Regions from separate parts of the Mus musculus genome. Here all the other regions are linked to region 2. A link is a loop called in an ENCODE intact Hi-C map of the cell type or tissue named here. Cell type or tissue: gastrocnemius. All regions are shown on one strand. Each heading gives the region's core, and the rest is flanking DNA. Links, peaks and the distances in the headings are about the cores only. Region 1 overlaps Rbfox3 (RNA binding protein, fox-1 homolog (C. elegans) 3). Region 2 overlaps Rbfox3 (RNA binding protein, fox-1 homolog (C. elegans) 3). Region 3 overlaps C1qtnf1 (C1q and tumor necrosis factor related protein 1). Region 4 overlaps Gm35710 (a long non-coding RNA gene). Region 5 overlaps Rbfox3 (RNA binding protein, fox-1 homolog (C. elegans) 3). Region 6 overlaps Rbfox3 (RNA binding protein, fox-1 homolog (C. elegans) 3).

What was found. A loop is a pair of places that touch in the nucleus more often than their neighbours do. Peaks named below come from ENCODE experiments on the same cell type or tissue, not always from the same donor. Only the 100,000 strongest peaks of a DNase experiment are listed, where the experiment ranks them.
Region 1: a loop joins it to region 2, with 15 times the contacts of the local background. A loop is called at or near these places in 20 of 42 quality-filtered maps.
Region 3: a loop joins it to region 2, with 2.6 times the contacts of the local background. A loop is called at or near these places in 15 of 42 quality-filtered maps.
Region 4: it touches region 2 in a loop (2.9-fold over the local background); 15 of 42 quality-filtered maps call a loop at or near these places.
Region 5: a loop joins it to region 2, with 6 times the contacts of the local background. A loop is called at or near these places in 19 of 42 quality-filtered maps.
Region 6: a loop joins it to region 2, with 4 times the contacts of the local background. A loop is called at or near these places in 13 of 42 quality-filtered maps.

The regions. Positions count from the first base shown.
Region 1 is chr11:118,573,566-118,578,644 of GRCm38, forward strand. The region is part of intron 4 of Rbfox3 (RNA binding protein, fox-1 homolog (C. elegans) 3); the gene reads right to left. Among named protein-coding and RNA genes, the nearest start is that of Engase, 99 kb to the left of the region's middle. In gastrocnemius, for the core only: no CTCF peak of the experiment used is centred there; DNase peaks (open chromatin) are centred at 2,619, 3,240 and 3,807.
Region 2 is chr11:118,737,513-118,742,591 of GRCm38, forward strand. The region is part of intron 2 of Rbfox3 (RNA binding protein, fox-1 homolog (C. elegans) 3); the gene reads right to left. Among named protein-coding and RNA genes, the nearest start is that of Gm11750, 45 kb to the right of the region's middle. In gastrocnemius, for the core only: CTCF peaks have their summits at 505, 980 (motif pointing right), 2,669 (motif pointing left) and 3,952; DNase peaks (open chromatin) are centred at 997, 1,569, 2,104, 2,702 and 1 more place; H3K4me3 peaks cover 974 bases; H3K27ac peaks cover 802 bases.
Region 3 is chr11:118,443,463-118,448,541 of GRCm38, forward strand. It overlaps C1qtnf1 (C1q and tumor necrosis factor related protein 1), which reads left to right. Exons shown (of 4, transcript NM_001204129.1): 2 at 230-388; 3 at 3,039-3,178; 4 at 4,339-5,079. The coding sequence starts at 234. The coding sequence ends at 4,889. It overlaps Gm11747 (predicted gene 11747), which reads right to left. Exons shown (of 3, transcript NR_045902.1): 2 at 4,668-5,079; 3 at 738-1,614. Among named protein-coding and RNA genes, the nearest start is that of Gm11747, 9.0 kb to the right of the region's middle. In gastrocnemius, for the core only: a CTCF peak has its summit at 2,580 (motif pointing right); DNase peaks (open chromatin) are centred at 2,589 and 4,080; H3K27ac peaks cover 807 bases.
Region 4 is chr11:118,969,304-118,974,382 of GRCm38, forward strand. The region is part of intron 1 of Gm35710 (a long non-coding RNA gene); the gene reads right to left. Among named protein-coding and RNA genes, the nearest start is that of Gm35710, 11 kb to the right of the region's middle. In gastrocnemius, for the core only: a CTCF peak has its summit at 2,367 (motif pointing right); DNase peaks (open chromatin) are centred at 2,369, 2,866 and 3,864.
Region 5 is chr11:118,645,783-118,650,861 of GRCm38, forward strand. The region is part of intron 3 of Rbfox3 (RNA binding protein, fox-1 homolog (C. elegans) 3); the gene reads right to left. Among named protein-coding and RNA genes, the nearest start is that of Gm11750, 140 kb to the right of the region's middle. In gastrocnemius, for the core only: a CTCF peak has its summit at 2,765 (motif pointing right); a DNase peak (open chromatin) is centred at 2,841.
Region 6 is chr11:118,505,800-118,510,878 of GRCm38, forward strand. The region is part of intron 5 of Rbfox3 (RNA binding protein, fox-1 homolog (C. elegans) 3); the gene reads right to left. Among named protein-coding and RNA genes, the nearest start is that of Engase, 32 kb to the left of the region's middle. In gastrocnemius, for the core only: a CTCF peak has its summit at 2,275 (motif pointing right); DNase peaks (open chromatin) are centred at 1,498, 2,280 and 2,737.

The DNA of each region.
Region 1 (5,079 bases), core at 759-4,758, 160 kb before region 2:
CCATAGTGTGAGAGTGTGGGGAGGGCTATATGTGTTTTTACTCTGGTAGGTGACTTCCAACAAGGGCAGGAGAGTCTCTGCAAGGAGAGAAATGGCATAAGAAGCAATTGTCCTGGGCTGTCCATCCCAGCCCTGGCTGAAGAGACTACACCAAAGGCGTCCAGCAGAGGGCGCACTCACACCAGCTGGTGGCTCCTTTCCCAGCAGGCCTGTGAGGAGGGGCTTCTGGGGGCTCCTCCCCACCCCTGGGCTTCTCGGCCTCCCTCTGTCAAGGAATCCAGAGCAGTCAGAGAGAAAGGGCTAGGTCCAGTGCAGCCTGCTGTAGTCAGCACCCACCTTTCAGCTCACCAAGGGGTCCCCTACCTAGAGACACCATCCCCCTGCCTCAGCAGAGACTGCAGCAAAAGTAAAAAACCCGCGTGCAAAGGGAGTTTATTTATCTGTTTAATTAAGAGGCGTTTGCCAGCCACACTGGGCTCCATCCGTCTCACTTACAACCACGTCCCAGCAAAATTAAACATAATAAATACTGGGAGACTGAAAGCAAAGGGCACACTCGAGATATACGGGGGAAGCCAGAAGCTGCACAGGGTTGCAGTTATACGGGCATCTTTCTTTTGCAAGTGTCCCTCCCCTCAGGGGCCCAGGAACCTGAGGACTGTTCCCGTAGAGAGGGCTTTGGATACCTCTGTTTTCCCACTCAGCATAGTTGCCAAGTTTTCTTTATTGTAAGTGAGCCCCAGGCCTCCTCCCCTCTCCCCCCCTCCCCTGCAGAAAGGGAGTGAGCTCAGGGCAGACTATGGAAGTAGCAACCATGTGGCTCAGCACCTCCAGGCTCGGTGGGCTAGAGGCCTTGGCAGTAGTAGCTTTGAGAAACTCCTTGGACATTCTCTGGGGCATCTGGGTCCCCCATGCCTGGAGAGGCGGTTGTCAGAACCTGAGCTGAGGTTTGGAGAAAGCCTAATCCCAAACCTTTGGTCTTGTATGCTAGCTGTGGTCACCATTGTATGCTAGCTGTGGTCAAGCCACCATTCAGAAACTGGCCCCAGGATCTCCCAGGAAGAGGAAGCTGGTGTGTGGACACATTTTCGGTTCCACTTCAGATCAGAAAGATAGGGGATGCTGTTGGCTAAAACTTCCCCCAAGAGTAGCAGCAACAGTAGAGGAGATGGATGCCCGTCCTAACCGGCAGCAAATGGAAACAACCTCGCTTGCACTTGGCTTTGCTCCTTCTCAACTTTTCAGAGTTGTCTCACCCCAACCCACCTCCCTGCATTGTCACATGGGAAGATGTAAAATGGCCTGTTTGCTGTATGACATTCTTAGGACCACAGGAGTAGCCCAAGGTCCACACAACCAGTAGGAGGTAGAGTCCTGCCTGGAAAACCAGACTCCAAGATCTGGGAATTCACGGAAGCCCTTGGCTTTCCCTTTGACTGAACTATTTGGCATATGCCCTTCTGCAAATATCTTCATCATTAGCCCTTGGCTCTCTCTCCTAACAGGATCAACCCTCAACCAAATCTGTTAATGGAACAGTCATTTGCAATAGCCCAGGCATCTACTAATCGCGCTGCTGCTCGGGCTGGGCGGTAATTATCTCCAATCTCTGCTTTCTCGTTAGGTGGGAGGTCACAGGAATCCAGTGGGCTGCTGAACCCTCTGATGAAGCCGAGAGAGAGAGAGAGAGAGAGAGAGAGAGAGAGAGAGAGAGAGAGAGAGAGAGAGAGAGAGAGAGAGAGAGAGCGCTTCTGGCCTAGCCATCAGGCATCCTTACCCTACTCTGAGCCGTACCCACCACCGTAGACCCCACCTTGCACATGCATGACCTTGGTGTCAAGACCACAAGTGACCCAAGGGAAAAAAAAATCCTGCGAATCATGAAAAACCATGTGTCTGCTTGGGTATGTAGATGCCGGCTTAGTGAAATGAAATACCCTGGGATTTCCAGGTTCCTGGTGCAAATGGGGCTGAGGGCAGCTTGTGCTAACATCACAACAGGGTCCTTTTGCAGGACACTGATGTCCAGGACACTGGTGTAAATTGCAGGGCTTGGGAAAACCTGTAAAATTCACTGACCCCAGAGCTAAGTCACTTGGGTTGCCCTCGGCAACCCCACTGCAGTAAGGATGCTCCAGAGAGCATCTGTATCTTCTCTAGGTTCTTTATCCCTTCCCCCGGCTTGGAATTAGAGGGGGTAGCCAGAGGCAAGGGAGGCAGGGCTGCAATGGAATTTGGGGTGTCTATCACTCAGTCCCTTGCCTTGGCCAGAGGGCACTGAAGCCTTTCAGGACAGGTGCCTTCTCCTGACTGTGTTTCCTTGGAGTGCTCTATGGAAGGAGCCCCTGATGCCTCCCTGGGGAGCCCATCCAGGATTTTATCACCATGACTGTCAAGGAAGTATGCCTTGTATCTAAATTTTATTCAGAGGGTGAAGGCCTTTGGGGAGTAACAAAGGGGAGCTTGAAGCCACTGCCACCTTCTCTAACTCCCAGAAGAGGGTGGGGGTCACCCCTCAGGACTTGTAGAGCAAAGGCTCTGTGTGGAAGGAAGAGCTGAGCAAATGCAACATTAGCACTAAGCACTGAGCAGGCTTCTTGCCAGGACGAACATCAAGTACAGGGCTGCAAGTTTGGGCTACTCCAGGGTGGGGGCTGGTGTGAACTGCCGTGGAGACTGGTGTGAACCGCCACCGAGGCTGGTGTGAACCACTATCGAGTCCCATCAGAATTGCATCAAGGAAGCAAAGCATTTGAGGTGGGGCAGTGAGCCCGTGGGAAGGGGTCAGGCAGGGCTTCCTCCTTTGCAAGGGTCTGGTGCAGCTCTGCAGAGAGGCAGCCAGGGTCCTCTATGCAATCTGACTCTTTACAAAGCTGATGTGGGAGGTCAATGGACTTTCTACCTTGCTGTCAATTAAAAAAGAAAAAGAAGAAGATCTTACTCCATGGAGAAACTGGTGGCCCTTTCTTCACTGTTGAGGGTTGGGGGGGGGTGTGAAGATGACAGACCTGACCATCATCTCCTGGGTTCCCTGTGCCAAAGATCAGTAGGGCCCTTCACTGAACAGATAAGAATAGGATACACGTGGCTTCTTCCTGCAGAGCCAGAGCCAGCACTCATAGAGTTAAGAAGCCACACCGTGGCTTCCGGAAGCAGGATGCTGGGGACTTGGCACAATGTTCTTCCCTTGCCATCCGTGCCCCCTGAAGCTGGAGCAGCCGCTCATTAAAAGCTCATTAGGAGCCCACGGCACACAAAGGTCCTGGGAGGCAGCAGTGTCCTGCCAAAGCGTGTGGCCCTGGAGAGGCCAGTGCACAGTGTCAGGCAGGCCAAGCCAAGCTGCAGACAGGAGCTGGGTGACCAAGCGGTGACAGGCCAGGTATGGGCAGAAGCCTCATGGGAGCTGAGTTTGTCTCAGGACTCAGCTGTAGGAACCATCTCTGCTGGCAGACAGCAAAGAAACAGACAGACACTAACCCACAGACTTTCCTCCCTCACCCATAAGGTAACAGGGCTTAAATGTGAATTCCTTCCCTGGGGCCTCGGAGAGAAGGGGCAAGGGGTGCCAGGGTTGGGGCGGGGATGGCAGGACCCAGCCAGCATCAGCCTTGCCTGGCAGCTGAAAACACACACGGTGGGAGCTCTGAGGATAGCCATCCCCTGTGAGCATGAGGTGAATAGAAAAGGACCGTGAATCCAGAAACAACCCTATGGGGGGTCTAATGCTTGCCGGGGAACAGGGCAACCGGCATGCTCATGGTGAGGCTGTGGGACAGCATCATGTCCTCTGGTTCCGCGGCCATCCTGTGGAGGAGCCCCTTCTCTTGATCCGTGCTAGCCCTGGGGTCCAGCGCTGTTTCGGCACTAACACAATTCCCCAGTGCCAAGGCATGGGGTTTCTGAGAATTCGCTGGCAAGGAGGTTTAGGGAAAGTTGGAATGGGCTTCGAGCCCTGGGCTGCTCTCTGCAGCTTCCCTCCGCAGCTCCAGGCCTTTCCTCCCGCATTAGGCTGGGGGAGCCGTCTGTTCCTTTTCTTACGTCCGCGGGATACTGTGACTTTTGATTTCTGCTTGATTAATATACAGCCAAGAGACACTGTATTTAAGGAGGTTCTAATTCTCTCAGGTCACCAGACTCGGGAGCGGCAAAGCCATGAGGAGCCAGCCCTGCAATAGATCAAACACTGGACCTTCAAATCGCTCCGTGCCCCAATTTTTCATCACTGCTGCCGTCTGATAACCCTTTCAGCCAGAAGCCAATCTCCTTCCTCCTCTGGGGGTGGGATCAGGGGCTGGATGTGGATGTCTGTGCCTGAAACCTTCCTGGCAGCCACGTGGCAAGGTAGAGAAGGACACAATATTCCAGCCCTGCAAGAGTAAGCCTTGCATCACCAAAGACAGACAGACAGATCCTGGGGTGCTTGCACCCTAGGCTTCCTGGGCCAGACAAGGAATGTGTACATGAACCTTTCTGGTTGGCAGGAGATGGTCAGGGTCTGGGCCTACTGATTGCCACAGTTTAACAAAACGTCTTCCCAGCCACTCAGGACCCTGCACCATGTGACTGCTTTTTCTTTCTCCTTCTCTGACCCACCCTGAGGCCTTCTCTGTCCATCTTTGGCACCCTGGCTGTGTACACCACCACTCCCATTCTTTTTCAGTTTCCAGTTGTCTGCTAGCCTCTCCAGGAAGGCAAATACTTGCTCTGTTCAGTACGTAGGGGCTCACTTGCATGGTGGGGAGCGGGGGTAAAAATGCCCATGTGGAATCTGTTTCTTCGGAAGCATCTTTTACAGACCCAGCCCGTGTTGCAATTTTGGGAGAGATCACAGAGAAGCACAATGTGGGAAGATTATACTCAGCTTGTAAATTACATCCCAGCTGGGGCGGGGAATGCGCACATTAACCAAGAACCTGGTACAAAGCAACTCTCTTGAAGAACTGACTCCTTGAGGATCAGGTTCTGATCAATGCTCCCTGCCGCTGGCTTACCACAGAAATGTCTGCACAGAAGTTGAGAGGAGCCTGGCTCTTCCTTCCCAGGTCCAAGCCTGACTCTTGTATTTATTTTCTCCCCACC
Region 2 (5,079 bases), core at 343-4,342:
CTGTGGTAGGGGGAGCTGGAGGTAGGGTAGGCTCAGGGAGGGGATGCATTCATCCAGAGAGTGGTGTGGCCCTTGGACTTCCGAGTTCTGTACCCAGAGGCCTCGTCAGTAACATACCGCTTCGTACCTCCGCCTTAGTCTGGTATTCATTCAGGTAAACTACAGCACTGCATGACTGATTTTTTAAATTTTTAATTAAAAAAATTAAATGTATTATTAATTTTTTTGAGACAGGGTCTTACTATGTAGCTCTCTCTCAGAATTCACTCTGAAGCCCAGGCTGGCTCAGACTCAGAGATCTGCCTGTGTCTACCTCCTGAATGGTAGGACTAAAGATGTATGTCTCTACACCAGGGTTCATGTGGGATTCTTAAAACACTCTTGCCTGGGCTGTGTGGTCGGGTGGTCTTGCTGCTACTTTCATTGGCCCGTCCTCTCTACCTGCTGCAGTGCCTGAGGGTAGAGAACTACCAAGGCTTTGCAGGGTACACTTGTCAGTTTGCCCTCTAGGGGCAATCCTTCCAGCATTGCCCCCTTTAACCAGCAGGGGCTAGCTCAGGGTGCACCCAGGCAATGGGGAGCTACAGGGTGTGTGTGTGTGTGTGTGTGTGTGTGTGTGAAGTGTTAGGAACCCCTGGAAAGAGAAGCTTCTCACGGGGAGGCATCTTCTCACTCAGATGCCAGGGTGAGACACCTCTTTTCTAGCATGGAGGGAGATTTTCAGACCTCATAATCTCCAGCCAATTACACTACCTGCTCCCCTCCTCTTCATGCTCCCAGTAGGCTCCTCCACGTCCCTTTGGTGGTCAGTGAAGGATGGGGGGGGCGGTGTGTGTGTGTGTGTGTGTGTGTGTGTGTGTGGCCTGTGACTCTTCTATCAGTTCCCCCCTTCATCTCTCAGACTGGCCCTGGTTGGTTTTCGTGGACGTCAGTCTTCAAATCTCCAGCCTTGATCTTTTACACTGCCTCCAGCCTAACATCCACATTCCCCAGCAGAGCCACTGGGTGGCGCCACAGCGCCCTCCTCTCACCCTCACCTCCTGACCCTGGGTAACAAGCTGTCTGGAAGAAATGCTGGAGGGGAAGAAAGGAAGCAATTTAGACCCAGCACACATGGACTAGGGCTCCGGCTCCTGTGACTGAGGGGGACCTGGAGGTGATTTAACTTTCTTGGGCCTCGGTTTCCTCTTGTTAATTATGATGTCATATATAGCCCCCTTGTATCATGTTAAGGTTCAAGTTTATAACCAGACTGCCAATAAGATAGCCATGCATGGTGCTGCTTTTAATCTGACTCTAACTGACCACACCGTGTGAGCTGACATAGGAATAGACACAAGGCTATACGCATGCCAATATACCGTGCTTGCATGTGAGTTGGAGTTGAGGAACATGGAGACACGTGACGATCATTATGCAAGTATTTGAGGTGCCACACCGTGCTGTGCATCTCAGATTCACGACCTGTAATAGAAGCCTGGCCTGACCAGCTCTGGGCTTTGGATTCCTGGATCCCAAGCTCTTTTGCAGCAGTTTGCAGAGGATGTCTGCTGCCCCCTGGTGGAAGATTCTTTGCATAGCAGTGCTCCCATCAAGGCCGCTGAGGAGCAGGCTTCCCGCTTGCTGCCTCTGATTTTCACCTCAGTCTGCAACAGCAGTTGTTGTGAGTCGTGGCAATCCTTGTCAGGACAGGATGAGAGTTTGGCCGAGATAAATGGGACATGGACACTCCATCACGTCATTTCTCCCACCCCCTTAAGAGCAGCTGTTGGCCAGTCAGTGCTCAGTGGGCAGCGGCTGTCAAAGCTCTGCTTATGGCTTAGCAGCTGAAGAGGTTGCTATTCCCACTCTGCACCCTGATCTTGACCCTGGGCGCGGCATTTAACCCTCAGACCATCACAGGGCTGCGACCACATTGAAGCAATCGCTGTTCTTATTCTTAAACTGAGCCCAGGACCCCACTCCCTGCGGGTACCTGGACCCATGAACCAGCTGGTGTTTTGTGGCTAGCAGCCAGGCTAATCTTCCCATCACTTCTGCTGGGATACAGTCGGACTAACCTTCCCATCCATTTCAGGGCAGGGACTGCCATGTGACTTGCTTTGGCCAATGACGTGGCAGTGGGCGTGTTCTACTTCTAAGGGAAGTTTGCAGAACCAGAAAGCGGGGTGAACACTTTCCTCTGCCTACCAGCTGCCAGGCGTTTGCTTTATGAGCTTGGGCACTGGAGTGTGGTCACAGCGGGCCAGATTGAGGCCAGCAATCCACAGTGCCATGAGCCAGATATGAGCTAAGCTTATGGAACTTATTTGGAGTTGTTAGTGAGCACATCAGGGGACCTGCTGACGGATCCTTTACCCAGCTTCTCCGAGTAAAACCCAGTTCCTTCTCACAAACATAAACTTATTATATAATGTGCACCGCATCTGATGTGAGCAGCAGAAAAAATTAACAAGTCCAAGGTACTTTCCTGTGAACACTTGGAATCTCTAATGAGACGGATTTGGGGTTCGTAGTTACATGGTAACAGTAAAGGAGACTGGGGTCACTCCTCCTGCAATGCCCCCACTCCTACTTCTGTTCAACTTGTTTCTTAGAAGACCAAAGATGAGTCATGTCAAGAAGGGAACTGAGCCAGCAGTGCAGTTGCACGGTACACAACGCCACCTGGTGGTATTAACTGGCACAGACTGGTGCCCAGACAGCTGGCAGGGTCAGAATTGCCTGCACATAGATTATATGCAGACAGATCCTTCTGCTGGCGGCATGAACACCCGAGAAGAGGACAGAAGGCACTGGGTGGAGAGTCAGCAGGTGGGAAGAGGTCAGCATCACTTAGAGCTGTGGGAGCAGCCTACAAAGCCAGCCTTGTTGTCACTGAGACAGGAGGTTGGTGCAGAAGGTATCCTAGAACCAAGCCCGATTCCATCACTGGGACAGTGGGTCCCCAAGGCACAAGTGGCAGACACTATCAGGAAATCAGATCTCTACTCCTCTTCCTCTAGGTGCTAGGCTGAGGAGGAGGAAGCTCTGCCTGTTTCTGTGTACACTCCAGGCCTGAGAGGTGGTATACAGACCTCCCAGTGGAAAGAGTAAATAAAGGAGATGCACAGGACACATGTCTGCAGTACAAGGTAGCCTGCTCCAAGAGGCCTGGTCAGAGCTTTGCCACCTTGCCACGGTCATTCTCCAAGTCACTCAGCATCCATCCAAATGAAACAATCGCCCACGTGGGCTTTCCCTCTCATCTCTGCCACTTCTCCAAAGTGAGCCACACCCCCACTGCTGGGCTGTTAAGAGCACCGTATCACCACCCGCTAAGGCAGTGCAAAGTCAATGAAGACAAATCAGAGAAAAGCAGTGCAAGGACCTGGGAGCTTGACTTGTGTTCAGATGAGAGAGCCCGGGAAGAGCCATGGACCACACAACACTACAAGCAAGTTTGAGGAAGGAGGTGAGATCTTAGCAGATGCTACACAGAGAAGACAAAGCTCAGGAGCTGAGAAGAACTTTCTAGAACACCCTCAAGAATCAACATGAGAAGTGTCATGGCCACAGACATTCACTGGGCTGACTGACAGACCAGGCTGTCACAGCAGACCCACGTCTGAGCCTCACACAGGCTCTGCTGATCCCAACCTCAAGGGTTATCACCAGACGTCCCACGGTCTGAATTCACCTCAAAGGTGACAACCTCTGATCCTGCTCAATGGGTGCATTCCAACATGCCGACCCCTGCAAGCACAATGACATAGCAATGGCAAGTCCCTTGGAAAGTTCCAGAACCACGATCCAGCTAGTGATGGACAGAAACCGGCTCTGAGAAGCCCTGAGAGAAGCTGAGTCCTGAGTGAACACTGCCAGGCGTCCCCTCCCAGAGAGACATTGCTTGGATCTTATTCTTCTTGGAGTGGCTGGATCTGGCTCTGGGGTCCACACATCTGGCGATGCTGAGCCAAGTGGGGGCAGCAGAGAGCTACTTAGAGCATAGCTGGGGGGGAGGGGAGAGCAGGGAACTAGAGGTATCCTGGTTAGGTTTTTGTCAACTTGACACAAGCTAAAGTTGTCTAAGAGGACATCAGCTAAGAAAATGCCTTATCTCGGGAGGCAGAGGCAGGCGGATTTCTGAGTTCAAGGCCAGCCTGGTCTACAGAGTGAGTTCCAGGACAGCCAGGGCTATACAGAGAAACCTTGTCTTGAAAAACCAGAGAGAGAGAGAGAGAGAGAGAGAGAGAGAGAGAGAGAGAGAGAATGCCTTATCAGACTAGCCTTTGGGGAATTTCCTTCATTGATGATTGGCAGGGAGGGCCCCGCCCACAGTGGGTGGGCTACCTTTGGGCAGGTGGTCCTAGGGTGTATGAAAGTACAGGCTGCACAAGGCAGTAAGCTGCAGCCCTCCACTGGCTCCTGCGTTGGCCCCTGCCTTAAGCTCCTGCCCTGACTTGTCTTCACAATTCTGTAAGAAGTAAGCTGAAATAAACCCTCTTTTCCCTACTTGCTTTTGGTCGTAGTGTTTATCACTGCAACAGAGAACACCTGGGACCATCTGACGGTAAAGATGGGGAAGAGAAAGGAGGAGAGGAAGGGAGAGGAGGGGAGGGGAGGGGAGGAGGAAAGAGGGAAGAAAAGGAAAGGGGAGAAGAGAGGAAGGGAGGGGAGGAGAGGGGAACAGAGGGGAGGGGAGGAGGGAGGGGGAGACAGGAGGAGAGGAGAGGAGGGGAGGGGAGGGGAGGGGAGGGGAGGGGAGAGAAAAGGAGAGGAGGGGAGGGGAGGGGAGGGGAGGAGAGAGGAGGGGAGGGGAGGGGAGGGGAGGAGAGAAGATGCTGCCTCTCTTTCCTGGCTCCCCTGGCACCAGTAGGGTACTGATGTATGCGGAACCAGATGGCTAAAGGAGCTGGGTTCTGCAGGGGGAAGGTATTCCCGAGCCTGTGCACTCTGCTTCCCCAGGATGGGATTCGGTGGTGGGTGAAGCTAGGGGGATCTAGAGATCTGGGATACAGAGAGACCTAGGAAAGCACGGGGCCTCCCCCAGGAAGGTGGTGAGGCTCTGGCTTGAGAAGATGTCTTGATCCCTAGCAG
Region 3 (5,079 bases), core at 374-4,373, 290 kb before region 2:
TGCTCATTGACAGGTGTCAGCAGGTGATAGGCTCTCCTTCCTGAGAGACTGATGCAGATGACCCTTTGCTCAGTGATTCAACAGCTCTGGTCGAGGTGTGTGTGTGTGTGTGTGTGTGTGTGTGTGTGTGTGTGTGTGATGTGGGGCCGGGCAGGCAGACAGCTCTCACTGTTGGCTGTTCTCTGTAGAATCCCTTCCTAACCCATGCCCTCTCCTTGTGTTTTGGCAGGAAGATGGGCTCCTGTGCACAGGGATTCATGCTGGGATGCTGCCTGCTGCTGGCCATCACCTGGGGCCCCATCCTGAGCCTTGTGCCACGAGTTCAGGAGGAACAACAGGAGTGGGAAGAGACAGAGGAGCTGCCATCTCCTCTGGATCCTGTGACAAGGTAAGGGCCTGAGATAGTATGCTGGCGGGGGTTCTCCATCTGACCGGGTCAAGTGTTTGAGGTTTGGGGTGATCCAGATGTGATTGCTTTGAGCTGCAAAAGGCAAAGTGGGAGCTGAGAGGTAGCGCTAGGGAGGCTGACCCTGGAGGTCCGTGACTTGAGCATCTTGTCTGATTATGAGGATGGCCGTTCCGTCTCATCCTGACACCAGGGCAGCTGGGTCTATGAGAACTTTACATTTCTGTCCTGAGAGGGCACTTGCTCTGTCTTCACCTGTAGCTTGGCCTCCCAAGAATAAGTGCCAGGGTTCTGGGAATGCACGTAGGCAGGAGGCAGAGACAAGAGGTCTCAAGCAACTTACTCATTTATAAAGCAGTGATACAGTCTAGAAGGCTCACTCAGGCTCATTTTCTCTGCCAGTTAACGAACTAAAAAACAAAACAAAACAAAAAAAAAACAAAAAACAAAAAAACCAGGAAGAATCTCAAGCACAAGCGACCTCAGAAAAGAAGTCTCAAACGCCACAGACAGCGGCAACAGCTGAAGAAAGGCGTTTGTTGGCGAGCGAGGAAACACACGCAGCTGACACACAAAGAAAAGACCCTATGCAAAGCAGAGAGGGAACCCAGAAAGCCAAAAAGTCCAGTCTCTTCTCAAGGGCTGGGGCGGTAGACTGGCCTGTGACTGTAAGGTAGCATATCCTGATCTGGCCTTGAGCTTGTTGAGCGAGTTCAACAACAGAAGTCTGCTGGTTTGGATACCAAGACAACAAAACCTTTGTTTTAAGCTGCCACGCTTTTGTCTCAAGTCAGGAGGGCGAGGAAAAAGCCATCTTGGAAAATTCCACACCTTTACTGTGACCCCTCTCCCTCTCTGTCTGCGTACCAGGCTAGGAATGAGCCGGTAAGGATGGACCGGCAGACCAGGCATCAGCTTCTCTTGAGAAGTTATAAAGGACTTGAGGATGGCAGTCCCTTGTCTTCATGCATGTGACCCTCAGCAGACCTAAGACTGTGGGGAAATATTTTGTAGGGTCTTCAAATGAGAGGCATGCACAAGGCTCCATGCTGACTTGGGCTTTCCTGCCCATTGGCTCAACTTAACACCCAAGTTTCCGGGCAGAATTTGGTGCCAAAAACCCAAAACCCTTTGTTTCTTCTTCCTCTTCTCTGTTTTCATTCAGCAAACATTAAGTAGCTGCTGTCAATCAGGCCGTCTCCCGGGTCCTAGAAAAACATATGGAGGACATTCCTTGGTTACTAGACACTCCAAGGCCACAGGGGGACAGTACACACGATACAGTACTGGCTTTGGAGTACGGCTGCATCCACAGTGCCGTACCAGGGTCCTCCTGGGTGTGGGAGAAAAAGGCAGAATGCTATAGGCTGAGGTAGGTGGGTAGTGCAGGAGGGAGGGTGGTTTGGGATGGTGGGAGCTGGGGCCCAGGGCTTGCCTTCATGTCTGTGACCCTCAGTGGTTTACAGACCCAAGGCTATGGAAGATATTTTGTAGGGAGAGGTATGTACAAGGCTCCGGGTATTGGAAGTTTTAAAGCCTGAACCTGAGGCAGCTGAGTGTGAGGGAAACCCTCTCATGCAGCCTTCATTCTGGAGGGGATAGTGAGTCCTACAGGAGAGGTTTGTATTCAAGAGGTTTCTGGAAGGAACTGTGGAGGGAAGCATCAGAGAATGCATTGCTGGTGGAGAGACAAGCTCTAGGACCGCTGTTCACATGGTGCATTAGAGATGGTAAGGTCCCAGGATGGTCCTGGGGTGCTTTGGATAGGGGTTCACTCCCCAGGACTTGCTGGATATGGAGGGAGAGATCAGGGGGCCAGAAGGCTCCATTCTGACCACTAGAATGTATTGGAAAAAGTATTTGGAGACAATAGGTTTCAGAGTCCAAGGGTCATTATGAGGCCTTCAATTCTGGACACAAGACACCTGTGGGACCTGTTGAATGGGGTGGGGTAATGGAGATGTCTCACAAGAGGTCTGAAGCTTAGGAGACAGGCATGAGTGAGTGTCTTTCTCCAGGAACTGGGTTTTCATATGATTGGACTCAGGGCATATGTGGATCCGTGTTCCAGATGGTCTGGGGGTAGACTGGATCGGGGTTAGAGAAGGAATGGCTGGCTTAGATTCCTCTGTGTGCCATGGAGCCTCTGGGAGGAGAGCAAAGTGCAATGTTGCACATGGCCATCAGGTGGCAGTGTAGAGCCATTATGGCCCAGCAGCAGCTGTAGCCCAGAGGCACCCAATGAGGAATTGAATGGAGACTTTAAAATGAGTTGCTGGTAGATGTGTTTCAGATCCATAGCCCAGTCCTTCACCACTGAAAGACCTGGTATTGAGGGAGTGGCTTCGTCATCTAAGCCCTCAGGTCATTGGCATTTGTGTTATCTTTGCTTTGGATATATTACAACCGATAGTTGTGTGTGTGTGTGTGTGTGTGTGTGTGTGTGTAGGGGTGTGTGGGGGTAGCTGTCTGCAGTTTGAGTTGGGACCTCAGAATCCTCCCCCATGCCTATGTTAAACAGAGCTTGCAATTCTAGGGGAAGGAGAGCAAGGTGAGGCAGGCCATGTGTCCACAGCAGCAGGAGAGAGTTCCCAACACAACACAAATCAGGACTCTTGGCTTATTCCCCTAGGCCTGAAGAAACACGAGAGAAGTATAGCCCTCGCCAGGGTGAGGACCTCCCCACTTCTCGGTGCTACCGATGCTGTGACCCCAGCACACCTGTATACCAGACAATTCCTCCACCCCAGATCAACATCACCATCCTGAAAGGTGAGAGGCTTTGGACATGGTTTGGGGTCTGGTTCCCCGAGGCTGCTTTATAGACATGGAAAGGGAGATGTTGCTGGGCAGGGCTGAGCAGGAATGGAGGGTCACTACCATAGAGCAGAGGTGGGTGTCTTCTGGAGGGAAGACATTTTGATTTTTGAGCTGTGACCCTGTTTCATGAGCAGAAGAAGAACCTTAGAGGTGGTTCAGTGGGTTAGAACAAAGCAGGAGGCCCTGAGTTCAAATCCCTAGCACCCACAGAAAAGCGAGGTATGTGTGCCTGTAACCCCTGTAACCATCATGGGGAGGGGCGGGGGCAGGCGGACTCTAGAGTTAGGCTTTCTTCTCTCCCTCTACCTCTCCCTCCCCCCACCCTCTCAGATTTATTTATTATGTATATAGCATTCTGCCAGAAGAGGTCACCAAATTTCATTACAGATGGCTATGAGCCACCCGTGGTTGCTGGGAATTGAACTCAGGACCTTCAGAAGAGCAGTCAGTGCCCTTACCCACTGAACCATCTCGCCAGCCCGAGTCAGGCTTTCTGAAGCAATAAGATTTACTGGGAGAGCTTATGTTAGCCAAAAGGTGAGGGGAGAGAAAAGAGGACACACACATCCTCTCTGGTCTCTCCAAGTGGCCTTAGGGCGTGTTTACATACATGTCACATGTGTGACACACACACACCACCACACATACATGAAGAGAGACCTCAGGGATTCTGCCCAACCCTATTTGCACAGGACGTGCAGACCTGTAAGGTCTTTGTTTTGAAGCAACACTCAAGCCATTTCTCTGAAATGCTGTGCTGTCTAGATAACTTCACATAACCCCGGAGAATGCTTACAACCTAGATCCCCCCCGCCCCCACTGAGTCCTGACATCTGCAGTCCATTTACTCAGAGTGAGCCCAGGCCTGGCCACAGAGCCTGCTGCTTGCAGACAAACCCATATGCTCCTTTATCTCTGCCAGGACTTTCCAGAAAGAAACTGAGAAAGTGTGCCCTTTGGATGCACACAGGCCAACTGTTGTTGACAGTGGAAAAGTTATTACCACTAATGACGTGAGCCTCCTGCTAAGGGGCACCAGAGAGGATGCAGGGATGTGGAGTTAGATGGCAGGCTGGCCTCCCTTGAAACCTCGTATCTTTTTTGTCTCTTAGGCGAGAAAGGTGACCGAGGGGATCGAGGCCTCCAGGGGAAGTACGGCAAAATAGGTTCTACAGGTCCCAGGGGCCATGTTGGCCCCAAAGGGCAGAAGGGATCCATTGGAGCCCCTGGGAACCACTGCAAGAGCCAGTACGCAGCCTTCTCCGTGGGCCGGAAGAAGGCTTTGCACAGCAACGACTACTTCCAGCCCGTGGTCTTCGACACGGAGTTTGTGAACCTCTACAAACACTTCAATATGTTCACTGGGAAGTTCTACTGCTATGTGCCGGGCATCTACTTCTTCAGCCTCAACGTGCACACTTGGAACCAGAAGGAGACGTACCTGCACATCATGAAGAACGAGGAGGAGGTGGTGATCCTGTATGCGCAGGTGAGCGACCGCAGCATCATGCAGAGTCAGAGCCTGATGATGGAGCTGCGGGAGGAGGATGAGGTCTGGGTGCGTCTCTTCAAGGGCGAGCGTGAGAACGCCATTTTCAGTGACGAGTTCGACACCTACATCACCTTCAGTGGCTACCTGGTCAAGCCAGCCTCTGAGCCCTAGTGGACACTCCTGTGGAGCTTTTGTGGACTGCTGACCTCCTTGCCTGGCACCCTGACCTATCCCTGCATTCTACAGACACTGGAGTCCTGCCCCGGGCTGACCCCATTTTCTCTCTGCTCCATCCTGGCTTCCTTGGCCTTGGCTTCCAAAGTTTTGGCTTTTGACAAGATGCCCTTGGCCACTGGGAATC
Region 4 (5,079 bases), core at 331-4,330, 230 kb after region 2:
AAACCTTTCAGAGGGTCCCTTTCCGGGAAGGGAGCCCCCACTGCACCAACATGAATGGTGTGTGCCCCACTTTGCCACGCCTGCAGGTTTATGGACAACTGCAGCTGTGTGGTCTCAGACAGGATGCCTAGCCTCTCTGCTCTCTTGGAGCCCATGAACATGAAGCAAAAAAGTTACAGACGTGAAACTCTGTAACTCTCAGGGTTTCCCACAGCCTGAGAGGATGCAACAAATGACTATTTCTGTTCACCTGATGTGCCTCAGTATGTGTGTGTGTGTGTGTGTGTGTGTGTGTGTGTGTGCCTGTGTGTGTGCGTGTACATGTGCTTGCATGTGCAAGTGTGCGTGCTTTATGCAGGTGAATGTGTGTACACGCATGTATGTACATTTGTGCTTCTGTTGTACATACATATTTGTGTGTTTGCATGTATATGTCTGCAGGCTTGTATGTGCAAATGTGTGTGTGTCCCCCTGGAGGCTTGCAAGCTTACACACGTGTGTGTGCTTCTGCATGTGTGTGTGTGCTGGATAGTTTTCTGTCACCTTGACACAAGCTAGAGCCATCTGCAAGGAGGGAACCTCCATTGAGAAGATGCCTCTGTAAGCTCCAGCTGTGGGATGTTTTCTTAATTGGTGACTGATGTGGGAAAGCCCAGATAAAGCTGGTGGTCTGGGGTTCTATAAGAAAGCAGGCTGAACAAACTGTAAGGAACATGGCCTCTGCCTCAGCTCCTGCCTCCAGGTTCCTGCCCTGCTTGATTTTCTTTAGTAATGGACTATGATGTGGAAGTGTGAGACCAATAAACCCTTTCTTCCCCAACTTGTTTGGTCCTGGTATGTCATCACAGCAATAGTAACCCTAACTAGGACAGAGTATACCTGTGTGCACATACATTTGTGCACATGCACAGCTTTCAAAAATCAGAGCCTCTGGCTTCAGGGGAAAGCCTCCTGCAGAAGCCACACCGCTGCTCTGCTTCTACACCAACCGGGAGCCACAAAGACCCGTGTGAGGGGAAGGCCTCTCCCAGCCTAGGACTCTGCTTAGAGAAATAAATGTATTGTTGTCACATTTCCTTAGGGTGCCACAGAGAAGCTGGGGTATGGGGAGACGGGAAGAAGCCACAGGAGGCAGACACTTCTGGAGCAATCCTTGTCTCTCTGTCTCTCTCTCTATCTCTGTGTGTGTGTGTGTGTGTCTGTCTGTCTGTCTGTCTCTGTCTGTCTGTCTCTCTGTCTCTCTCTCTCTCTGTGTGTATGTGTGTGTCTGTCTGTCTCTGTCTGTCTGTCTGTCTCTGTCTCTCTTTGTGTGTGTGTCTTTCTCTGTCTGTCTCTCTGTCTCTCTTTCTCTGTCTCTCTCTGTCTCTGTCTTTCTCTCTGTGTGTGTCTCTCTGTCTCTCTGTCTTTCTCTCTCTCTCTCTCTCTCTCTCTGTGTGTGTGTGTGTGTGTGTGTGTATGTGTGTGTGTGTGTGCATACCACTCTCCTTGCAAGGGTGTCTTCCCCTGGTCCCTTGGTCCTCCAAATCCCAGCACCAGGTCTAACCTGTGAACCCCAGAGCCTAGACCAAACACCAGTTTCTGCATAAGCAACTTTGCCAAACCCTGGTCTGGGCTTTGCCGTATGATGGGACCATGAATCACCATGGTAATTATAACCACAGCAACGCACCATGCCAGCAGTGACCTGGCCTTAAGTAGACAGCCCCTACAAGTCCTCCACAAGAGGAGTTCAGGATTCCCCCCTGTAAGAATAAGAAATCCCCCTGCGGAGCCCTGCAGACTCCAGAGCTACTGCAGTAGGACAATGATAGGGAAGGGAAGAGCAAGGGAACAGACAGAGGACAGGAGGTGCAGCTGTCCATGGGGACAGGGAGGGGTGCTACCACCCCTGCCGTGACTGTGGGGAAACATCAGGCCCCATGACAGGAGAGCCATAGTGGGAAGAGGGCTCAGAGATACCAGAACCTTGGTTTCCTCTTATGTAGACAGCACGCAGGGGACACGGAAAAAGGTGGAAGGCAGAGCCTTGTGACAGAAAGCCACGTTGCTGCCATGGAAGCAGCTAGGAACATGGGGGTGTCCAGGAGAACGAGGTTAACAAATAACACAGGTGTCCAAATAAAAATCTGTGTACCTGTGTTTGCGGCAGCCCGACAGAATAGAGACAGGCTGACTGGTGGAGCACACGCCCTCTGTGCACAGCACAGGGGTCTTCAGCTCTAAAACAAGAAACTTCTAATGCCTACTCCCGACAAGGACCCCAAAGACACCAGACACGAGAGGATGAGACCTAAAGAGTAGCATACTCCCTGCAATCTCCGTAGAGTGGCGTAGTGACGGCCGCAATGCCCAGGGCTTGCCGCCAGGGGGCAGCGTGGGGCGGCGAGTGACAGGGATGGTTCCTTAGGGCTCCAGAAGTAGCCCCACATCTGGATGAGGACCGCAAGCGCGCCGGATAAGCCCCATTCATGCCATTCAAATCCCTACTCTACAAAATGAAATTTAAGAAAAGTCAGGTCATTAATAATCTCAGCGAAAGCTCAGAGTCTCCACCATATCATTGCGGGATCCCCAGAACGCTGACTCAGCTTAGTCCCACAGCCCACCAGAGGTGGGTCTGACCATCCCAATGGAAGGAATCAAAGCTCAGAGATGGTGGGTCACCACCGAAAGCCATCCAGAAGCTCAGAGGCCGAGTGGAGACAGAAAGGGCATAGCTCATGGTTTGACTTTTAGAGTTTGAAAGGATACAGGGACATGGGGTGGAGGGGGTAACAGGAGGCCCCCAACATGGAGGTGAAATCTTGGGGACCCACAGCTGGCATTACGCAGGGGAGCCAGGGGGTGGGTGAAGAGGAGGAGCTGAGCCTTGGCTGTGCCCCTGGAGCAGGTGCCAGGACACACACCGCCGTTCTCAGGGCAGAAGGAAATGAACACGTGCCCCAGAAGCCCAGGGCAGGGTTAACCAAGAAGAAGATTTTCTTTTCTTAGCATTTTTTTGAGACAGAGTCTTATGTAGCCCAAGCTAGCCCCGGACTCATCGAGTTGCCAAAGGCTGCCCCTGATCCTCCTGTCTCTACCTCCGGGGTACTGGAACTACAGGTATGCACCACCACACTCTGCAAATGGAAACAAAAAATTTTTTAAGTATTTTGGGAGATTACCAACATTGGAACCCCAAACTTGAAATTCCCCTAGAACCTCAGAGCCCAGGATACCCCTACAGCTCTCCTTTTCTTGGACGGAGGACTGTCCTCATAGGAGGTAGATGCATACTGGGCTAGATGCCTGGCCTTTTGCCCTTCCGCTTGAGAGTGGGTGTCTGAGCCCAGAGCTCTCTGGAGCACCCTCCTTCCTCCCTTCCTCCTCTCAGTAGGACCTTCCCAGTTCTGATGTCGCCTCTGAGAAGCAGCCAGACCGATCCTTGTCACCCTGGAAACGTCTTAAGGCATGTGGGGTCTTTGTGTCCTGGAGCCTCTGAGCATCAGGGCTCGTTTGTGAAACCAGCTCACCCTCTGCAAACATCCATCTACCACAGAGGCTTCATCCTGGGGTGTGCCACACGCTGAGCCAGGGCTTCCCCAAGGTCCCCTCCAGCACTGAGAGTCCAGGCCCAGCTGGGCTGCTAGGAGGGGCTCTGTGACCCCAAGTGGGAACTGGGCAGCACTGAGCCAGGTTCTACAGAACATCCAGAGGGACTTAGAGTGGACCCATCCTAATTCGGCCGGAGGTGCCGAGAAAAGCCCCTGCAGGGGCAGGAGCAGATGGGCGAGCTCCGGACCCCTACCCAGCCCGCCATCTGTCCTGACAGTCGTCCGTCTGCCGGGCAGCCCCTCCTCCCAACTCACCATCTGCCACCCTGCCAGGCCCTCCTCCTGGCTCCCCAGGGGCTTGGGAGGGATAGAGCAGGGGACAGAATCTGGCCTGGCTGCCTTGGACCAGCCCATCTGGCACCTCCAAGGGACAGGGCAGAATGGGGGAGCAGCCAGGGCATAACGTGCCTCCAAGGCAGCTGAAGGCCCTGGATGAATGTCTCAGAGTCGGGGCCTGAGAGGAAAAAGAGGGAGCCAAACAGAGCAGCCCTCCTCTGCCTGGGCAGCCAGGTCAGGAGGGGTGGCAGCCATGGCAGGCATCCAGACCCCCTCAGTGGCTCCCAGTCCCTGTCTGGCAGCTCTTAGGAGGCACGGGATGCCTGTGTGTACCTTCTTTCTGCCCCCTTCACCCTGAGCCTGAAAGGCTCTCTTCTACTGAGGATGTGTGTTGAGGGGTTGACCCCTGGGGATTCAAGCCCACCAGAGTTCAAGGACACCAGGAACCCCAGCTAGACTACCAAGGTCCACCCCCAACCCCACAGCTGTTCCCAGCAATTTTCTCAGAAACCATGACAAGAGGTCAGGGCCAGCCACTGGTGTCCTACAACAGCCAGGGGTCTCCCCCCTCAACCCCCAAAGAAAACAAGCAGTCCCACAGAGTCCTGGGCCAGAAGCAGGTAGGAGGGAGTGCTACAGGAGACAAGGTAAGATTAGGCTGTGTACAGACTCTGAGGTCTGGGAGGCCCATGTGGGGCCGACCTGCATATGATGCACCCCACCTCACAGCAGCCACCTGGCCCCTCCTCACCAAAAATGTCAGAGGCGTGACTCTTGTCAGTATGGGGCATTCTGCCTGTGAGGAGAGGAAGGGAGAAGTGGGCTCCTTAATCACACCTGCACCCTATGTAAGCCCAGCGTCAGGGCGGAACGGACTGCAGGTCGGCCCCCGGTGTGCCCAGCCAGGTCCTCATTACAGCCCTGTTACAGAGCACTGTCCTCAGAGTGTGACAGCCATTGCTGGCAATCAGAGCAGTTGTAACCAACCTCAGGTGACTCTTAAAGGACTACAGACATTTCCTCAGAGAAGGGAGAAAGAAGGGTCGCTCCAGCCTCACCTGAGGCCCAGCCATGACCCCCTCCCTTCCCTCCCAACCCCGCACAATCTCTGTGTCCTGGGAGGGGCTAGGAGATACAGACTATGGAAGTTAGCAGAAGGAAGACTCTCTTTGTGCAGCTCTGGGGAAGCCACCACCCATGCTCGGGTCAG
Region 5 (5,079 bases), core at 675-4,674, 91 kb before region 2:
ACTCTAGATGTCAAGCCTCATGGTTAGGAATAAGGATGGCAGAGCTTTGTTTATGTCCCTCTGAGGTTCTGTGGGCAGCAGGAGAATACACAGCAGGTCGGGTATCCCATTCCATCAGAACTGGCACAGCCACGGTGCCTGTCACTTCTTTGCCCCACCTGTTACAGCACACACCCCTCCCTTGCCCATCACTGGGTCTGGGCTCCGGGCTCTCTCTGCCCTCTATAAGCACAGCTTGCCTCTGCCCTGTCTGCTTGGTTCTGCCAGAAGCTTTCTGAGAATTCTGTGGTAGGGGGGTTGCCCTGTATCTCCCACTGTAAATACAGATGTGAGTACTACAATTGAGTTTAATATTTAATATAATCGGGTTAATGCACATTCCAAACACCATAAATAATCATTAGCCGAGGGTTCTAATTGTGCTGGTGGGATCTGGCCTCATGACTAATTTAAAGACCAGAAGACATTCCCATACACAGCTCCCTGAAACATTGTAAATCAGCCCACGGCCCTGTCCCTGCATCACAGCTGCAGGCTCTGCAAGCCAAGAACCCCACCGACCCTGGCCTTCTACCCACTTTCACATCCACCTGGCCAAGGTGGGGATCACGTGCCATGGGGGCTTGAAGACACACCAGGCCAAGGGTCAAGGGCAGCCACTGAGGGTGGCGCTGGGAGGGGACTCTGTGGGTGAAGGGTGCTGGCATTTCGGAAAAGAGCTATCAATGGATGTCACAGACATGAGGATTCTGGAAATGCCAACCACAAGTCACAGAGTCACTGACTTCTTGGTGTCACTGGATGGTGCCACCGTGGACTGGGTGCTTATGAAGGAAGAGGGCTGTTCAGCAGAGTTGTCGGAGCGCACCCCCAAGGGACCTGAGCTTCCTAGGCAGGCATGGAGGACAGTGCTCTCAGTTTTAAGTTAGGGCACACAGCCTGCCAGGGTTGTGATATAGGAGAGAAGGAAGCCCGAGGACCATAGCTGAGACTGTGGCCGTACACAGAACCTTAACCTTCTATGGGGGTGGCAAGGTGGCCACACGGGATGGGAACCATTGTAGAAAAACTAGGAACTGAATTGGTTGCAGCCAGGGCCTTTCTGCTCTGGTCTGAGAACAACAAGACTCTCATTTGTATTCTAAGACCCAGTGTGTTCCCCAAGATCTGATGTGTTCCCAGGCCTTGATGTGCTCCCCCGAATCTGACAAGATCCCTAGGCTCTGATGTGTTCAAGACTTGATATGTTCAAAACATATTTTTTTCAAAGCCCTGGCACAGAGCCAGCCACTCTTGGAGGGAGGGTGAAGCCTATGAGACTCAGGAAACTAAGACTCTGGGCTGCTCATCCTTAGCTGATCTACCTGTAGTACAGAAGACGGGTGGCAAGACTGTAAGGACCAGAAGACCAGGAGTCTGCTGCGGTACAGTGTCAGGGAAGATGTACCCATGAATTCTCAGTGAAATGCTTGAACAAGCCTGGCATAATGTCGCCACCGTCCGGACATGTCAGTGTGGACAGGGAAACTCCATGTGGCCCCACACCTAGATGAAGAGCTATAGGTCAGTCGGCAGAGAGAGGGAGAACCAGTTTCCTCCAGGGCTGAAGCTTAACACAGGTTGTCCAATCTCAGATGGTCAGCCCTGGACACATATACGTATGAGCAAAGCGAAATTGACTCAGTGGGTTTTATATGTGTATTTGTACGAATGTGTTGTGCTTATGTATTTATACATATAGCAATAACAATTAAAGAAGAGGTTACTAATCTAGGAGGGGACATGGGAGGAATTGAAGGGAAAGAGGGAGGGGTAGAGGTAATACGGAAGCAATACTCTGCACAAAGTCCTCAGAAATAAAACTCCTAAAAGGGGGGGCAATGCAAAAAAGTTCTAGACTCCCTCACACGGCCCTAGCATCACAGAAACCGTAACAGCTGCTGTGAGAGAGAAGTCTTCCGTGGAGTGGACTGTAAAGTGTGCAGGAAGCTTCGAGGGCACAGCCTCCTGGGTTGGCCTTTTTGGTGACTGCAGCCATCTTTGAGGCCCCCATGCTCCTGTAAGTGACCCCAATAGTGAATTCACACAGCCAGGTGGGTGAAATCGTTTTTTAAGGTGTGTCCTTAGTTTCTGTGTGGGGTGAATAGAAAAGTCACACAACACCCTGAAGATCCCAGCACTCCTGCAGCAAGATGGCAGGCCAAGATAGGAGACTCTCTGGGAGCTCATGGGCCAGCTGGTCTGGTACAATGACGAAGCAACAGAGACCCTTTCTCAACAAGGCAGAAGGTGAATAACACCCAAGGTTAACCTCTGACCTCTGTATGTGTGCCATGATACATGCAGGCAAGCCCTGAGCTCACAGGAATGCTCTCTCTCTCTGTCTGTCTCTCTCTGTGTTTCTCTCTCTCATTCTCTCTCTCTCCCTCTCCTTCTGTGTCTCCTCTCTCTCTCTCTCTCTCTCTCTCTCTCTCTCTCTCTCTCTCTCTCTCTCTCTCTCTCTCTCTCTCTCCCTCTCCAAAAACAACACCACGAGAAAGAGAAGTTTTGTCCTGAGTCCAGAAAAGCCAAGTCCCTGCCCCCGATGGCCCACTGGTTAGTCAAGTTCCCTGATACCAAACTGCTAGCCTTGTCTGTGTGGTGAGATGGCTCAGAAGTCCACCATGGGCCACCTACCCCTAGAAGGTGAACTGGAAGCTAGAACCTCCCTCATGCAGGTGCCTAGCCCAGCTGGAGTCTGCGGGAACTGGCCTACCCAGGAGGTGGCGCTAGAGAACAGACAGGTAGCATCCAGCTGGCCTGCTACTGGCCTTTGCGGATTACTGAATTCCACCTGGAGCTCTGCCACCTGCAGCCCTCAGGGCTTGGTGTCGCTGGCAGGGTGTGTGGACTCCAGCAGACCTTAGGATAGAGCTGCTGACTCAGCCCTGCAGGTTGTGGCCACTTGCCATGGTCAGCTCAGCGTCTGCTCAGCTGGAGTGGCTGGGGCAGGTGATGACAGAACAGGACCCGGTGGCCACTGGACCTTAGTGACAGAGGAGGAAATGGAAGCCAGGACAGAGAGGCCCACAGTCACATGTCCTACAGGTGCAGGGTCAGCATCTGTTCCCTTGCTGGGTCCCAGGAAGGGGAAGCAGTGTTGACAGCCATCCCTGGCCGAGGCTCAGACAGTGAGGGGTAGAACTGTGTCTACAACCCCGCTTGCTGAACTTAGCATCATGACAAGAAAAAGGTTTAATGTAGGGGACATGGGACTGGGCGGAGCCAGCAGGAGGAACAGATGGACAGGCAAGGAAGGTGCCTCTCTTTCTATAGGTTGGGCACACGAGAAGAGTTTACCACCTAGTGGGTACTCAACATGGGAGGACATAAGTCCTAGCACCTAGTGGGTACTCAGCATGTGAGGACGTGAGTCCTAGCACCTAGTGGGTCTCATATGTGATGACATGAGTCCTAGCACTTAGTGGGTCTCGCATGTGATGACATGAGTCCTAGCACCTAGTGGGTGCTCAGCATTTACTGTCAGAGCTCTGCAGCATGTAGCTGTACATTCCATAACCTCTAAACCTTCCCCACTCACTGTGTCCTAGGACCTCTAAGTTGATGCCGTGATTCCTGTGGGTGGCAAGAACCTCTTTGTCACTGTAGGCAGTAGGTGACGAGTGACCAAGTGTAGGAGGTCATCTATTCTCCAGTTCTAATGATTCGTTTGTATCAGTTCCAGTCAGATTCCCCCCACTACCCTGCTCTGTCCAGCTAGTTCATAATCAGTAACTGCAGATCCACCACAGCCATTGTCTGGCCCACTCTCTGCAGCCAGCAAGGTGCAGACACCATGGAGCGTTTATTCTCTGTCAGCCTGGGGATGCGGGGCTGACCCCGGCCCTGCCAGCCTTCTCCAGCAGAGACACTTTCAGGAAGGAAACTGCAGGGCAGTCACCATTGGGAAGTTAGAAAAATAGGCCGGTATCATCCAGGGTTAACTTCAGAGAGTCTCTGCAACTCAGACATCAGTGATGCAGAATGGTGTGTGTGTGTGTGTGTGTGTGTGTGTGTGTGTGTGTGTGTGTGAGAGAGAGAGAGAGAGAGAGAGAGAGCATGTGTCCCCATGTGCATGTTTGAGAGTGTGTGTGAACATGTGAATGTGTGTATGTGTGTGCATGTGTGCGTGACCACATGCATGTGCGTGCATGTGTGAGAATATGTGTGAACATATGTGTGTGTGTGCATGTGTGTGCATGGGTGAGAGTATTGTGGATGCGCACGTGTGTGTGTGCGTGCGTGTGAGTGTGTATGTGCCCATATGCATGTGTGTGCATGGGTGAGAGTTTGTGTGAACATGTGTGTACACATGTGTGCATGTGTGTACATGTGTGAGAGTAGTGTGTGTGTGTGTGTGTGTGTGTGTGTAGAGTGGCAGTGGAGTCCAGAGGAAGGAGCACCATCACCAGATGCATTTGGAAAGACGGAAGCAACAATTTGCACAGGCTGTAAGGAAGCCATTGCTCCATACATATGAAAACATGACAGTTCTATTGGGGGTATCTGTGTGAAAAGGCCGGGAGATGACACCTGGAAGGTCACAGAGACTGCATGATCATGACACTTGTATGAAGAGCATGATACCTTACTCTCAGGGGACATCTGGCTTGCTCCAGATGCCTCACAAGGTAACTCTGTGCCCACTGCAGGGAGACACACTCTGTTTGCCCTGAGCAGCGGAGAGCCTGTGGAATGAGCCTGTCGTCAGGGCCACCTCAGCAGGGGGACAACCAGGCTCAGGTGGGCATTCACTTGGTGAACTGCTCTGTTTTTGTCAGAACTGTGTGAAAGTTTTCAGGGACACGGTGTAGGCTGGAACCAGATGGTGAGACATGTATCTGTTTTCTCCCAGCAGAGCCGGCAGGGAAAGGTAGAGTCCACTGACACCTAGGCCCATGTCAGGGACTGTGCAGAAGCTGTGTAGGCTGCCTTGGGGACACGGCTTTGTTCTCCTTGATATTTCACTCTTTGGGCAGAACTTCCCATAGTTCTTGAGAGGAGGACTGACTCCCAGTGAGTGTGCACAGGAGCGACAGA
Region 6 (5,079 bases), core at 594-4,593, 230 kb before region 2:
TCCTGCAGACTATGGGCTCACCCACTCCCTGCACATGGTGTGTGTGGGCTCGCCCACTCCCTATAGACTGTGTGGGCCCACTCATCCCCTCTACCCTAGCTTTTCTCACTGTGGGCCAGCGACCCCCAGTGAAAGCTGGGTACACAATTCTCAAGGTTCCTATGGTAACCCAAGGCTCTACCTTCAAGTCTTTACTGTCCTGATGAACCCCTCTCTCCCACCAGACCAGGTCAAGTCGTCCTTGGCCAGGTCTGCTATGAGCTCCCTCAGCATAAATCTCTCTACTGAGTTCTACCCTCGGTGGCCTCTTAGCCCCAAACCACTTTTGCTCTCCAAGAAGTTCTGGGGTTAAGTGCCTTCTGGCGTCAGAATGGGGTTGGTTTCACGACTGGCTCCCTGGTTATAGCTGTCTGTGAGGTGCTGCTACCTCAGGCCATAGCCTCCCAAGTCTCCTTCTTACTCTGGCCAGTCTGTGTCACTCAGGACCCCCAGGGGGGTTGCTCTAATTATTAGGGTGAGTCTCACCTAGACTGTCCTCGTTGAGACTTGCTAATTGTCCTCACTGGCTGGCAGGCAGCTTGAAAGGACTCAGTTCAAGCCTACCTCCATGTAGGTCCTGTACAAGGCCTGGGGACCCAGAGGCAGCATGTGTAAACACTCAGCCTGTGTAAATGTCCTCAGTGAGGTTTGCCTTCAGCATGGCTCACCCTCAGCTGCATCCCCAGCAGCAAAGGCAGATGGAGCAGCATGTCCTCTGCACTGGCCGGTCCTGCCCAGACCAGTCTATCTCTCCTCCACTCATCCCTAAAGCCTTAGCTTCCAGGACAGGCGCTCTGAGGTGGCACACACAGGGGTTGGATGCTCCACCTCCCACCCTGGGGTTTCTTCTCTCTCTGTTGCTCCAGAGGCAACACCAGGCCACGAATGCACCCTCTAGTGGCTGTCTTCTGATCCCAATGCCCCACAGCCCCTCAGGTATTGGGGAGCAGCTCCCAGATACATCCATGAGTATCTGAGTCTTCCTGGGGGTCGAGGCAGAGGCATCACTGAGAGGCACAGAGGTCAGTGTTGGTGGTTGTGGCCTAAGGCGCAGAGGGAGCTGCTGGGCGCTTGATGGGAGAGACACAGAGGTCCCTTCCCATGGGCTTCCAGGAAACACCGGTGTTCTCGGGCTATTTCAGTAGATGATATTCCAGGAGTGATGATGGGTATGGGTGCCCTGGAGGCAGAATAGTCAGGAAGGCTGTGCCCAAGGCTAATGTGCCTGGGTCTGTGCAGTGGCTGAAAAAGATGGAGCCCAAATGGACAGTCTCTGCCAGAGCACACTGTGGCTGAGTAGCAAGGGGTGAGCCTTTGGGTTTCAGTTGGAGCGGTTTGCTGGCCCTCCCTGTCTCTTGTGAGTCCCTTACATTCTAGTGTTCAGCCATGAGGCCTCTGATCTGGCTTCTGGCAGAAAGTACCGTAGTGACCAGAACAGAAGGCTCGGATGACGGTTCCCTGAGACCAGGTGGCAGCAGCAGTGGGGTTGGGAGACATGTAGAGCTGCAGAGTTCACGTCCAAATGTCCTCTAGAGGCAACTCAGCTGAGAGGTTAATACATGGCACAGCTGTGGACATGGGACTCCTTTTCTCTCTCCCACTCATGTGGACAGCCCCATGATCTGTGTCAGCAGATCAGCTACCTGTGTCTGAACGGTTTTGGTAAATACGTGTCGTCTGAGCCCCCTGTGTAGAGCTGTAGGTATGACCTGGCCTCCCTAAGTGCTCCTGAGAGGCAGTGGATGGCCAGAAGCCTCAGGCTTGCTAAGCCATTATTTAATAACACCACCCAGACGCCCTATGAGGATAGCTGGGCTTGGGCGGGAAGACATAGGAAGTAGAAACACCCACAGTGGGCAGGAGTGGTCGGTTTTGTACCAGGCTCACCCCTGTGGGGGAACACAGGGCAGCGGGCTGTCTTTGCAGGAGCTGACTGGCTCTCTAAGGGTGCACCGGGGCACCTGGAGGAGCTCTGTTTTACAGCGCCACGGCTTTGCTCTATTGCAGAAAGCGAATGTCAGCTAGACTCCGGAAGGGATGGCTGTGCCCCTGGACAAAGGCAGAACATCCCAAGTGGCCTGTGATTATTGAGGCCCACAGCAGGTGTAGGTCCCCCCTTCCTTGTGGGAATCCACATAGCAGGCAGCTGCAGGTGTCTCTCTACTAATTAAGTCATCTTCATCTTGGATTGGAGGAATGCAGCCTGGCTGGTGGCCTGCAATGTTGACTTCTGACCAGCAGAGGGAACCAATGAGCACTGCCAGGTGGCCACTCTAGCTCAGGGATTTAGAAAGCTGGCCAGAGAGGGCCGCAAGACCATACTACTGAAGCTGAGGTGTCCGGAGGAGCTTCTTCGTTTCCCCCGCACTGCTCAGCAGTGTACGGAAGCATAAATGGGCTCAGAACCTATAAAATTGTAAGATGTGCTGAGAAACCCCTTAGTGTAATTGCATACCTCTGGCCCCCAGCAGGGCAGCTTCTTTCTACCATTTACCACAGTGGTGCTGGTGGCCTGGCTGACCCTTCCATCTGGGAAGAGGATCTGTGCCCGGCCCTGCCCAGGTCTTTGCTTTCGGTCCTCAGATGTAGAGAAGAAACAGCCACCAGGACCCCTGACATCTCCCAGGATGCTTGTGGTTTTTAGTGTCTCGCCTGTATCATGGTCTGATCATCACAGACCCTTCCCTCCCCCACCTTTACACATTCAGGGCTGGGTGCCAGCACCTGGGGGCTAAGGCAGCGTTCAGAAGTCTGACTCCCTTTGCCTGGGCCTGCCAAGCTCCACACAGAGGAGGGTAAGTCACCCGGGTAGGATAGGCAGAGGCGTTCTAGGTGGACCGTGGGCAGCAGAAAACCCTGGCTACCCCATTACCAGTCCAGAGGCAAGCTTGGCTGGTGTGGCATCTAAACTGGATGTTGGATTTTACTCTCTCTGTTCCTCTGCTCCCTCGAGTACAGAGTGAAGCCACTCTGATGGACAGCCAGTGGGTTTGTGGAAAGGGGCTGTCTGTTTGTGGCCCTGAGGGGTCTTTTTTCTTTGAGTGTCTTTCAGAGCCCCAGGCTCTGTGCTTCCACTGGATGTTGTTGACACACCACGCCTCTGCCAGCTGGTCACACAGCAGCTGACTAACTGCATTGTCCTATCCCCCATAAGCTGGTGAGCCATTGCACTGAGGACTGACCGTGGCTGGGTTCATCTTCTCTTTCCTTTTCATGCCTACTTAGGAGCAAGGAACCCAAGGCTTTAGTTAGTGATGGAAGAAAGAACTCACTTTACGCCTCTCTGCGTGACTACACCTCCTGCCTGCCCCTCACACCTCCTCCGTGGCACTTTCTGTGTGTGTAGATGTTGGAGGATATTTGAACACGTTGTGGACCCCATGACTATGAAATGGAAAAACCTTGTCGTGGTGTGGCTCAGCCCTCCCAATACAATTTTAATCCAAGAACTAAATAAAGTCAACCCTAGGTCAAGAGGGGGAACAAGCAGCGAGCGGACAGGGTGGGATATTGCGTTGAAGGTATTTAAGACGGCGTGGAGAAGGAGGAGGACTTTTTCCTTCTGGGACATCGGTGAAGTAGGAAGGTTGGCTGGTTGCTTGCTCTGCTTCTCTACCTAGGGTTGATTTTATTGAGCTCTTGGTGTATGCTAGGACAGAGCCACACCATGACAAGGTTTTTCCAGTTCACAGTCTTGGGGTTCACAATAGGTTTAGCTATCCTGCAAAGCATTCGTCTCTCCAAGAGCTTCCTTCTGTGTAAGGACTGGGTGTGAGCCCGCTGGGCTTTCAGTGTTGGCACCCACGTGACCTTGAGTGAAGGAATGAATGCTTGAGGGTGTGTCTCCTCTCTGTATGCTGCAGCGCTTTCTAGCCCTATTGGTGATGGCACGCAACACCCTGTATTGCCTTCAGCAGGTGGCCCTGGACGGTAAGAGATGCGAGACTCTGAACCCATGCAGGGAAGCTGCTGGCTCTCCAGACTTCCTTCCAGGATCACAGATGGGGGTGGCTCTTTCAGAAGGGACCTCCAGAATGTGGGATACAGAGGAGGTCCCTTGTGTGACAACGAGGAGTGGTCCCAGGAATGACCATGGCTGAAAGTCACTGGGGTTGGCTAAGGAACAAACTGCTGAAATCAGCCTAAGGACCATTCCAAGGACCCTGGTGGTCAAGACTTCTGGAAGTAACAGATGGTTGGTGGACTGTGTCCCTCAGGGTTGGACATCTCTCTATTGCTCAATCTTTAGGCATTGTGTCTGGGCAGTGGGCTGTCAGAAGAGTCCTGAGCTGTCAGGAACAGGGATCCCTCAATTCTGAGCTGGGGATGTTTCTACATGGGGAAGCCTGCTGGATGTTGCAGGTCACATAGAGACCCTGTCCCAAAATAAATAAAACCCTCCTGAGCTAAGGCCCGGGAATATGTCTCTAAAGGAATAGGGGACAAGAGGATGCCAGGCTGGTATGACAACTCCTGGGCCACCTGTTCCCTCCTGTGCATCAACCTCAGGCCAAGGATAACACAGACCTCCTGTCTTGGGCAGGACCAGCCTCTTAGAGCTGACTTGGTGGCTGCTATCAGTGAGGTATGAGCATGGGCTGCACATCAGCAGGAGGAAATTTCTCAGGGGAGAGTGGCCCTTGTGGTGTCTGTGTACATGGGAGGGTGGGGAGGAGAGCAGGACGATACCACGGCACTTGGTGGCCATTTCCTGGGAAATCAAGGAAGGTTCTGAGCCAGGTGGGAGAAGCTGGTCTAGACTCTCTAGACTCAGTTACCCGTTATCCTGGGACCCCTCAATCCTAGTCTCAGGCTGCTTAGGGAAAGGCCCAGAGAAGGCCAGAGTGAGTGGAAAGAGTTCTCTGAATATCTACAACGATAGGCTGGGGACATCTGACCTGACTGGCAGGTGCTGGCTTTGCTGCCGTTAGGCAGTTCCTCTGAGAGGCAGCTTCTCTGGGGGCCAAACAGCTTCTGGAGTCTCAGACCCGGGCACACCTCCCCTCCACCGAACTTCGTCCAAGGGGGAAAGGGAAAGCT